Regions from separate parts of the Homo sapiens genome. Here region 1 is linked to region 2. A link is an interaction called in ENCODE POLR2A ChIA-PET data of the cell type or tissue named here. Cell type or tissue: IMR-90. All regions are shown on one strand. Links, peaks and the distances in the headings refer to the core of each region. The heading gives the core; the rest is flanking DNA.

Region 1 (4,392 bases), core at 174-4,173, 210 kb after region 2:
CCGCTTGGCCTCTCAAAGTGCTGGGATTACATGTGAACCAGCATGTCTGGCCTTCAATTCATTTCTAAAAAGAGAGGAAAAATATATGGCTTCTTCCCCGCCCCATTGTTATTTGATTCAATTATTTACAAAATGAATTCTTAGGATATTTTGCATTTTTATTTCCTTCTGAAAAATCAGTTTTTACACCATGACCTTAATCTAGCTAATTCTGTTAAAATAGGATTTAATTTTAGATAAGTTCCCAGAGGACCTGCATTCCATTCAATTGTTGGTTGAACTATATTTCCTAGTGACTAGGATTTATAAATATTAATTATCTGAAAGAGTGGAAATGAACATATAGTTATTTTTAGAATATACTGTGATAACAACAACAAAAAATCCTGCAAAACGGAGCTAGACCAGCGCTGACATGAAAATCCAACAGCCACCTGGCGAACTCTGTGTTCCAAGAGGTTTTTATTTACAGTGTAGGATGTGACTTTACCTATAAAATGCTTTCTGGCTGCCACTCCGTTTGGACGATTCCGGTTTTGGTCTGCTAACTTATCAACTGTATGATTTGGGCAAGTTCCTAAACTTCTCTGTGCTTCGTTTCTCCCCTTTGTAAAACAGGACTAAAAATATTAAAACTCGGCCGGGCGCAGTGGCTCACGCCTGTAATCCCAGCACTTTGGGAGGCCGAGGCGGGCAGATCACGAGGTCAGGAGATCGAGACCATCCTGACTAACATGCTGAAACCTCATCTCTACTAAAAATACAAAAAATTAGCCGGGCGTGGTGGCGGGCGACTGAAGTCCCAGCTACTTGGGAGGCTGAGGCAGGAGAATGGCGTGAACCCGGGAGGCGGAGCTTGCAGTGAGCCCAGATGGCGCCACTGCACTCCAGCCTGGGCGACAGAGCAAGACTCTGTCTCAAAAACAAACAAACAAAAAATTAAAACTCTTCCCTGTGGGGTTGCTTTAAAAATCGTATAATGTGTTATATGTAAACATAAAGCATTATAACAAGACAGAGGAATACACCACTGGAGCAAAATCAGAAGCGGTTCCCTCGTTTTTTCACAATGTGGAGTCTGGCCCGGCGCGGTGGCTCACACCTATAATCCCAGCACTTTGGGAAGCCGAGGCAGGAGGATCACTTGAGGTCAGGAGTTCGAGACCAGCCTGGCCAACATGGTGAAACCCCATCTCTACTAAAAATACAAAAATTAGCCAGGCATGGTGGCACGTGCCTGTAATCTCAGCTGCCCGTAATCTCATCTACTTGGGAGGCCGAGGCAGGAGACTCACTTGAACATGAGAGGCAGAGGTTGCAGTGAACCAAGATTCCGCCACTGCATTCCAACCTGAGCAACAGAGCAAGACTACATCTCAAAAATAATAATAATAAACAATGTGGAGTCTTTTATTCTTTGCCTAGAATTTTCTGTGCATTGCTGGAATGAGTATATCCAGAATTCATTCCAAAGTTAATTAAGAAAAGTACAGTTAGGCTTTGGTAAAACAGTCTGCCAAAATTTAACAAAAAAGAGAAGGAGAAGAAAAGTTCATTAAAAAATAACATCACTAGGAACTCTGCAACCTTGAGTGGGGCACTTAAGTGCCACAGACCTCAGTTTCTTCCTTTTTTGTTGTTTTTTTATTTTTGTTTTCTAGGCAGACATTGAATGCTAGTTTCTTCCTTTTTAAAAAAATGAAATAGCTTAACTAGAACCATCTAAACTACAAAGAATCTTTTTAAAATTCTAGGCCAGGCACGGTGGCTCATGCCTGTAATCCCAGCACTTTGGGAGACCCAGGTGGGCGGATCACCTGAGATCAGGAGTTCGACACCAGTCTAGCCAACATGGTGCAACCCCATCTCTACTAAAAATACAAAAATTAGCCAGGTGTGGTGGTGTGTGCCTGTAATCCCAGCTACTCCGGAGGCTGAAGCAGGAGAATCGCTTGAACCCAGGAGGCGGAGGTTGCAGTGGGCTGAGATCGCACCACTGCACTCCATCCTGAGCAACAGAGTGAGACTCCATCTCAAAAAAAACAAAAAAACAAAAAAACAAAAAAAAAATTCTAAAACACTAGGTTTATGAAGTAAATAATAAAATTCTGTGATAGGACGGAGCCATTTTCTTCCAGGCTATTTACCAAACACAGCAAAGGAAATCAAAAAAAGGCTTCCCATATAGTAAAACTTACATTTTGGAGATCTGGATTTCTCCATTATAAACCTATGGAATCAAATCATTTAAAATCTAGTTACCAGAGAAACCTCGGTTTAATATTAACAAACATACTTCCTTTAACCACGAGCCACTTTAATGTATATCAGTTTTATCTCTGGAGCTTCATAGATCCCAACAGAGAAGGCTGATCTATTTTCAGAGAAACATAGCAAGAGAGTGTCACTTCTGAACCATTATACATTTAAACAATCTCTCTACATGTAGAGCCTGCATCTAAATCCCAGCAATTTTTCAGGACCTAGCTCTGAGGCCACATCAGCACTCCAGGCAGGCGGAGGGACTCTCCACCCCGCCTCTTTTGCCCCCAGAAAATAAATCTTTCCCCAGACCAACAATCCACTTCCCGGCCTCACAGCAACGGGCTCCCGGCTCCCGCACGTGACTGCCAACTCTTTACGAGATGAGGCTGTGCTGGCTCGGTATGGTTGATAAGACAAGCATGCAAGAAATATTTATTAATGCAAACTCGTATAAATTCGTATCATCTGAGTTTATGGGAATGAGGATAAATCACAAAAGCATTATAAAGTGAGGCTTTGGACAAAGTCCTGAATGGAAGAGTCTAGTACCATTTTTAGAGCCTCTTTTGTTTTTTAAACTCCTTTTACTATCATTCCCAGCCTTGGTAGACACTTGACAAATATTTGAGGGGAAGCTGAGGACAAAGAGATGAAAATAAAGTGACTGCTATGAAAAAATGAAAGCCCAGGTAACAATAAACAGTTTAATCTCTGTTTAGTTAGGAAGGAGCCAAACGCGGCTGGGCACGGTGGTTCACGCCTGTAATCCCAGCACTTTCAGAGGCCAAGACGGGCAGATCACAAGGTCAGGAGTTCGCGACCAGCCTGACTAACATGGTGAAACCCTGTCTCTACTAAAAATACAAAAATTAGCCAGGTGTGGTGGCGTGTACCTGTAATCCCAGCTACTCAGGAGGCTGAGGCAGGAGAATTGCTTGAATCCAGGAGGCTGAGGTTGCAGTGAGCTGAGATCGGACCACTGCACTCCAGCCTGGGCAACAGAGCAAGACTCTGCCTTAAAAAAAAAAAAAAAAAAAAAAAAAGAGCCAAATAATTTTGCCTCCCAATTTGCTGCATCCATCCAAGAGGGGAAGATGGTCTCAGGCAGTAACTAGCTTTGAAAACCCTTGTGAATTTTTTGAGATAGGGTCTCACTCTGTTGCCCAGGCTGCAGTACAGTGGCGCGATCTTGGCTCACTGCAGCCTCGACCTCCTTGGCTCAAGTGATCCTTTCACCTCAGCCGCCCGAGTAGCTGGGACTACAGACATGCACCACCATGCTTTTTTTCTTTCTTTTTTTTTTTTTTTTTTTTTGTAGAGATGAGGTTTCATCATGTTGCCCAGGCTGGTCTTGAACTCCTAGGCTCAAGCGATCCTCCCATTTCAGCCTCCCCAGTAGCTGGGACTACAGTTGCATACCACCACACCTGGCTAAACTTTTTTTCATATTTTTTGTAGAGTTGGGGGTCTTCCTATGTTTCCCGGGCTGGCCTCCAAATCCTGGGCTCAAGTGATACTCCTGCCTCGGCCTCCCAAAGTGCTGGGATCACAGGTGTGAGCCACGGCACCAGGTCTGAATTTGTGATTCGTGTTAATGACGAACCTGAGCTGAGCCTTAAGTATCTGTCCGGAGTCGCAGAAGCAATCAGCACAGTGCCCAGCACTGAACCACGGCACACAGTGCCCAGCACTGAACCACAACACCCAGTGCCCAGCACTGAACCATAGCACATGCGCATTCCCCCCACGCCCCCGAACTTATATTCGTCACCATATGTTGTGCAGATCCACGAATGGGCAGAGTCACAATTCTCACATGAGCTTTGTAAATAAGGAAAAACTGCATGGGCCAGCACACGTTGCTTGTGTGTGTGTGTCCTAAGCACTGATGACAAATGCAGAACCAACAACATTCCCACTCATCCAGAGGAAATCGTGAGTTCTCAATGAGCAGGCTGGGAGTAGCTTAGTAGTCATTTCCAAAGCACTGTGAAACTTGTCTACTTCATGAAAAAGTACTGAGGCTGTTTTACAGCCCTTTAACTTAAATCTAGTAATTGTGCCTATCAGAGTTCTGAAGAAAATAAGACTCAATAATCTAAGCTACTAGTTCACGCAGATCATCTT
Region 2 (4,392 bases), core at 244-4,243:
GACTACAGCCCCGGCCTCCTGAGCTCAAGTGATCTTCCTACCTCAGCCTCCTGAGTAGCTGGGACTATAGGCACGTGCCACCACACCCAGCTAATTTTTAAAATGTTTTGTAGAGATGGAGTCTCACTGTGTTGCCCACACTGGTCTCAACCTCCTTGGCTCAAGCAATCCTCCTGCCTCAACCTCCCAAAGTGTTGGGATTGCAGGTGTGAACCACTGCACCTGGCCAAGATCACTTTAAAAAATAATGTTTAAGAAAATTAATTATGCTGGCCTCTTGCACATAGGCCAAGGCACATTTTTCTAGCCAGAAAAGCTGACTTCTTTTTTTTTTGTTTTGTTTTTGAGACAGAGTCTCTCGCTCTGTCACCCAGGCTAGAGTGCAGTGGCGCAACCTCGGCTCACCGCAACCTCTGCCTCCTGGGTTCAAGCTACTCTCCTGCCTCAGCCTCCCGAGTAGCTGAGATTACAGGCATGTGCCACCATGCCCAGCTAATTTTGTATTTTGAGTAGAGATGAGGTTTCTCCATGTTGGTCAGGCTGGTCTCGAACTCACGACGTCAGGTGATCCACCCGCCTCGGCCTCCCAAAGTACTGGGATTACAAGCGTGAGCCACCATGCCCGTCGAAAGCTGACTTCTTTATGGGTCTTACAAAAATTGCTTGGCTGAATTAGTATTTCAGATTAAGAGCCATAACCCAATCAGACCACAGGCAAAGCTTACAGCATACAAGGGTATGTTTCTAAAAAGGAATAAGCAGTAAATTCTTTCATTTGACAAAAATACTCCTGGGAAATTAGACTCACTCTCCAGGTTACCTGTTCTATAAATTTCGTGCATGGGGGAAAACCTGACCCACACACAGAAAATAAGGTCTTATGTATTTCACCATCATAGTTTGAATACAGCTGTATTACAGACAAAATGATGCAGTCGAAAAAAATACAGGCTTGGAGTCAATCACAGGTGGATTTTAAGTAAAATTCTACCACTTTCAAACATGTGTCGTCTTGAATAATTTTCTGCATAGGCAGGAAAGTGGTTCAGAATATTTTACTCCTTGTTATAAAAGACATATGGCACCCACCTCACAGGATTATTAAAAATGAGAAAAAGCAAGATCATGTTTGCAAAGCACCCAGCACAGTGCCCAGTACAATAGGCATGTCCTTTTCTGCTCTTCCTCTTACTGTTATTCAGGAAGAATAAATATAGTAATTGTTATCCTTGCTCATACCTGGATCACACTGAAATTTTATGCTATAGTCATATACATAATTTTGAAAAATGCAAAAAAAAAAAAATTACATGGTAATCAACATAAAAACCCTTAGATATTTTAACTTGGTGACAGATGGACAGCAAATTACTGTCTATGGTAATTTGTATAAATATAACTCTTTTTAAAATATAGCAAAAATATTTTGGAAAAGTTGGTCCTTGAAGTTATGATTTGGACCCATTTACATTAAGAATGTTAGATGTGGCACTTCCCAAGTTTCTACAGTGAACTTAATCCTCAGACGATTCAGAAGATGAGAGATAACGTTTAAAGTGTGAAATACACAGTCACTACGGGACAACCATTATATATCATAATGTTACGTTCACACCATTAAAATGGAGAGTATCTCCCAGTGCGACCACACACAACAATCACATCACCAACACCTCCTAGGGCTTACTGGAGCTGTAACTAAGTGTGCAGGACTACGAAGGAATTGTGAATTGAACAGATTCCAGAGGTGGCACAGTGCTAGAGACATAGAAGTTCTGATCAGTCGGAGTTTCAAGATCTTGCTGAACATCCCAGGAATTAAACTGAGACCCCAAGGCCATGTCTAAGGAACAGGGCTTCAAGACCTGCCCTAAGTTAAGTTTAAAAACAAGCTTTGAGAGAATCAAACTGATCTGAGTAATTAAGAGCCTGCCAGAACAAAACAAACTAATAAAGGACAATAAAACCCATATTCAACAACATTATCATCCACCATTTCCACTACACAGTCTAAAAGTACTGGACATGCCAAGGAGCAGGAAGATGTGACCCATAACCAGGAATTCTATATTTAAACAAACAAGACTGTAAATGAAACAGATACAGAGATGACAGAGATGTTGGAATTTGCCTCTACAAGAAGAGCAGGAAGGGAGAAAAAAAGGAACAAAACACAGAAGCAGCAAACAGAAAACAAATAAGATGAGAAACCTAAACCCAACAATTATCAACATTAAATATAAATAAACTAAACACTACAATTAAAAGACTAAGGTTATCAGAATAAATTAAATAAGATCTAATGCTACGCTGCTTACAAGAGACATACTTAAGAGACAAAGTTAAGAGTGGGCTGGGTGTGGTGACTCATGCCTGTAATCCCAGCACTTTGGGAGGTCGAGGTGGGCAGATCGCTTGAGCTCAGGAGTTTGAGACCAGCCTGGGAAACATGGTGAAACCCTGTCTCTACTAAAAATACAAAAAAATAGCCAGACGTGGTAGTGTGTGCCTGTGGTTCCAGCTACTCAGGAGGCTGAGGTGGGAGGATCACCTCACCCGGGGTGGGGGGCAGAGGTTGCAGGGAGCCCAGACTGCGCCACTGGACTGCAGCTTAGGTGAGAGTGACATCCTGTATCAAAACAAAACAAAACAAAAAGAGTGAAAAAAAAATGTGAATGCTAATCATAAGGAGTCTACATTAAATATGAGAAAAAGGAGATAAAGACAAAGAATATTAACAAAAACAAATATTTCATAATGATAAAAGGCTAAATTTACCAGAGGCATTACAATCCAAAATACATATTAACCTAATAAAACAGTTTCAAAACACATGAAACAAGTACTTACATTTTGTTCTGACTAAATGAAAAACCAGACAAACCTAAAATTGTAATTGTAGATTTTAATAATCCTCTCTTAGTAACCAATAGAACAAAAAAATCATAAGGATTTGAACACCATCAACCAACTTATTCTAATAGACAATTATGAAACATCACATCCCACAACTGTAGGATACACATTCTATTTTTATGAGACAGAGTCTTGCTCCGTACCCAGGCTGAAGTGCAGTGGCGCGATCTCAGCTCACTGTAACCTCTACCTCCTGGGGTGAAGCGATTTTTGTATCTCAGCCCCCTCAAGCAGCTGCAACTACAGAAGCGCACCACCAAGCCTGGCTATTAATTTTTTTTGTACCTTTAGTAGAGACAGGTTTCACCACGTTGGCCAGGCTGGTCTAAAACTCAAGTGATCTGTCCGCCTTGGCCTCCCAAAGTGCTGGGATTACAGGCATGAGACACTGCGCCTGATCATTCTTTTCAAGTATAGATAGAATATTTGTCAAGAAAAACCATTTGCTGGGCCGTAAGACAAGTCTTCAATTTCAAAGGACAACCACCATACAAAGCATGTTTTCTGAACACAGTGGAGTTAAAAACCAACAATAAAATATCTGCAAAATTCCTAAATATTTAAAAGCTAAACACACTTCAGCATAATCCATGGGTCAAAGAATAAATCACATGTAAAATATAAACATATTTTAAACTAATTTAAAAAATGTATTAAAATTTGAGATGCAATTAACAACAGTATTTGGGGTACTTTTTTATGTTTATGGATTTAAAGGATTCAAAGAAATGGGGAAATAAAAAAGATGCATAGGGTTTAAGGAGAAATTTATTGCCCAAATGTTAATATTGGAAAAGTCTAAATAACCAGTGATACAAACTTCTACCCCAAAGAAAAGCCAACATAAGCAGAAGAAAATAAAGACAGAAATAAATGACATAGAAAACAAACAAGAAAAGGCTGACAACAACAAAAGCTGGCTGTTTGAAAATATTAATAAAATGGACAAACCCCAACCTAGATCAATGAGAGAAAAACAAGAGAGCACACCAGACATTATTATAAATTCTATCCAAATTAAGAAAAGAGTACAGAGGCCGGGCATGGTGGCTCACACCTATAATCCCAGCACTTTGGGAGGCTGAGGCAGGCGGATCACTTGAGGTCAGGAGTTCGACACCAGCCTGGCCAACATGGCAAAACCCCTCCTCTACTAAAAATACGAAACTTAGCCAGGCATGGTGGTGTGCGCCTGTAAGCACAGCTACTTGGGAGGCTGACGTGGGAGAACTGTTTGAACCCAGGACGTGGAGGCTGCAGTGAACTGAGATGATGCCACTGTACTCCAGCCTGGGCAACGGAGTGAGACTCTGACTCAGTTAAAAAAAAAAGAAAGAAAAAAAAGAAAAGAGTAGAGAAATGTTATGAACACCTTCATGCCAAATCAATTCAAGAACTTAAAATGGATATATTACTCAAAAATACAAATTACCAAAATTAGCACAAGAAGCAGAAAATTTGAATAGCTAATACCTA

Evidence for each region. Peaks named below come from ENCODE experiments on the same cell type or tissue, not always from the same donor. Only the 100,000 strongest peaks of a DNase experiment are listed, where the experiment ranks them.
Region 1: POLR2A ChIA-PET joins it to region 2 with 7 read pairs; 2 of 35 experiments call an interaction of 5 or more read pairs at or near these places.

The regions. Positions count from the first base shown.
Region 1 is chr16:4,042,312-4,046,703 of GRCh38, forward strand. The region is part of intron 2 of ADCY9 (adenylate cyclase 9); the gene reads right to left. Among named protein-coding and RNA genes, the nearest start is that of ADCY9, 72 kb to the right of the region's middle. In IMR-90, for the core only: no CTCF peak of the experiment used is centred there; a DNase peak (open chromatin) is centred at 2,600; H3K27ac peaks cover 1,349 bases.
Region 2 is chr16:3,827,764-3,832,155 of GRCh38, forward strand. The region is part of intron 2 of CREBBP (CREB binding lysine acetyltransferase); the gene reads right to left. Among named protein-coding and RNA genes, the nearest start is that of CREBBP, 51 kb to the right of the region's middle. In IMR-90, for the core only: no CTCF peak of the experiment used is centred there; a DNase peak (open chromatin) is centred at 2,088; H3K27ac peaks cover 496 bases.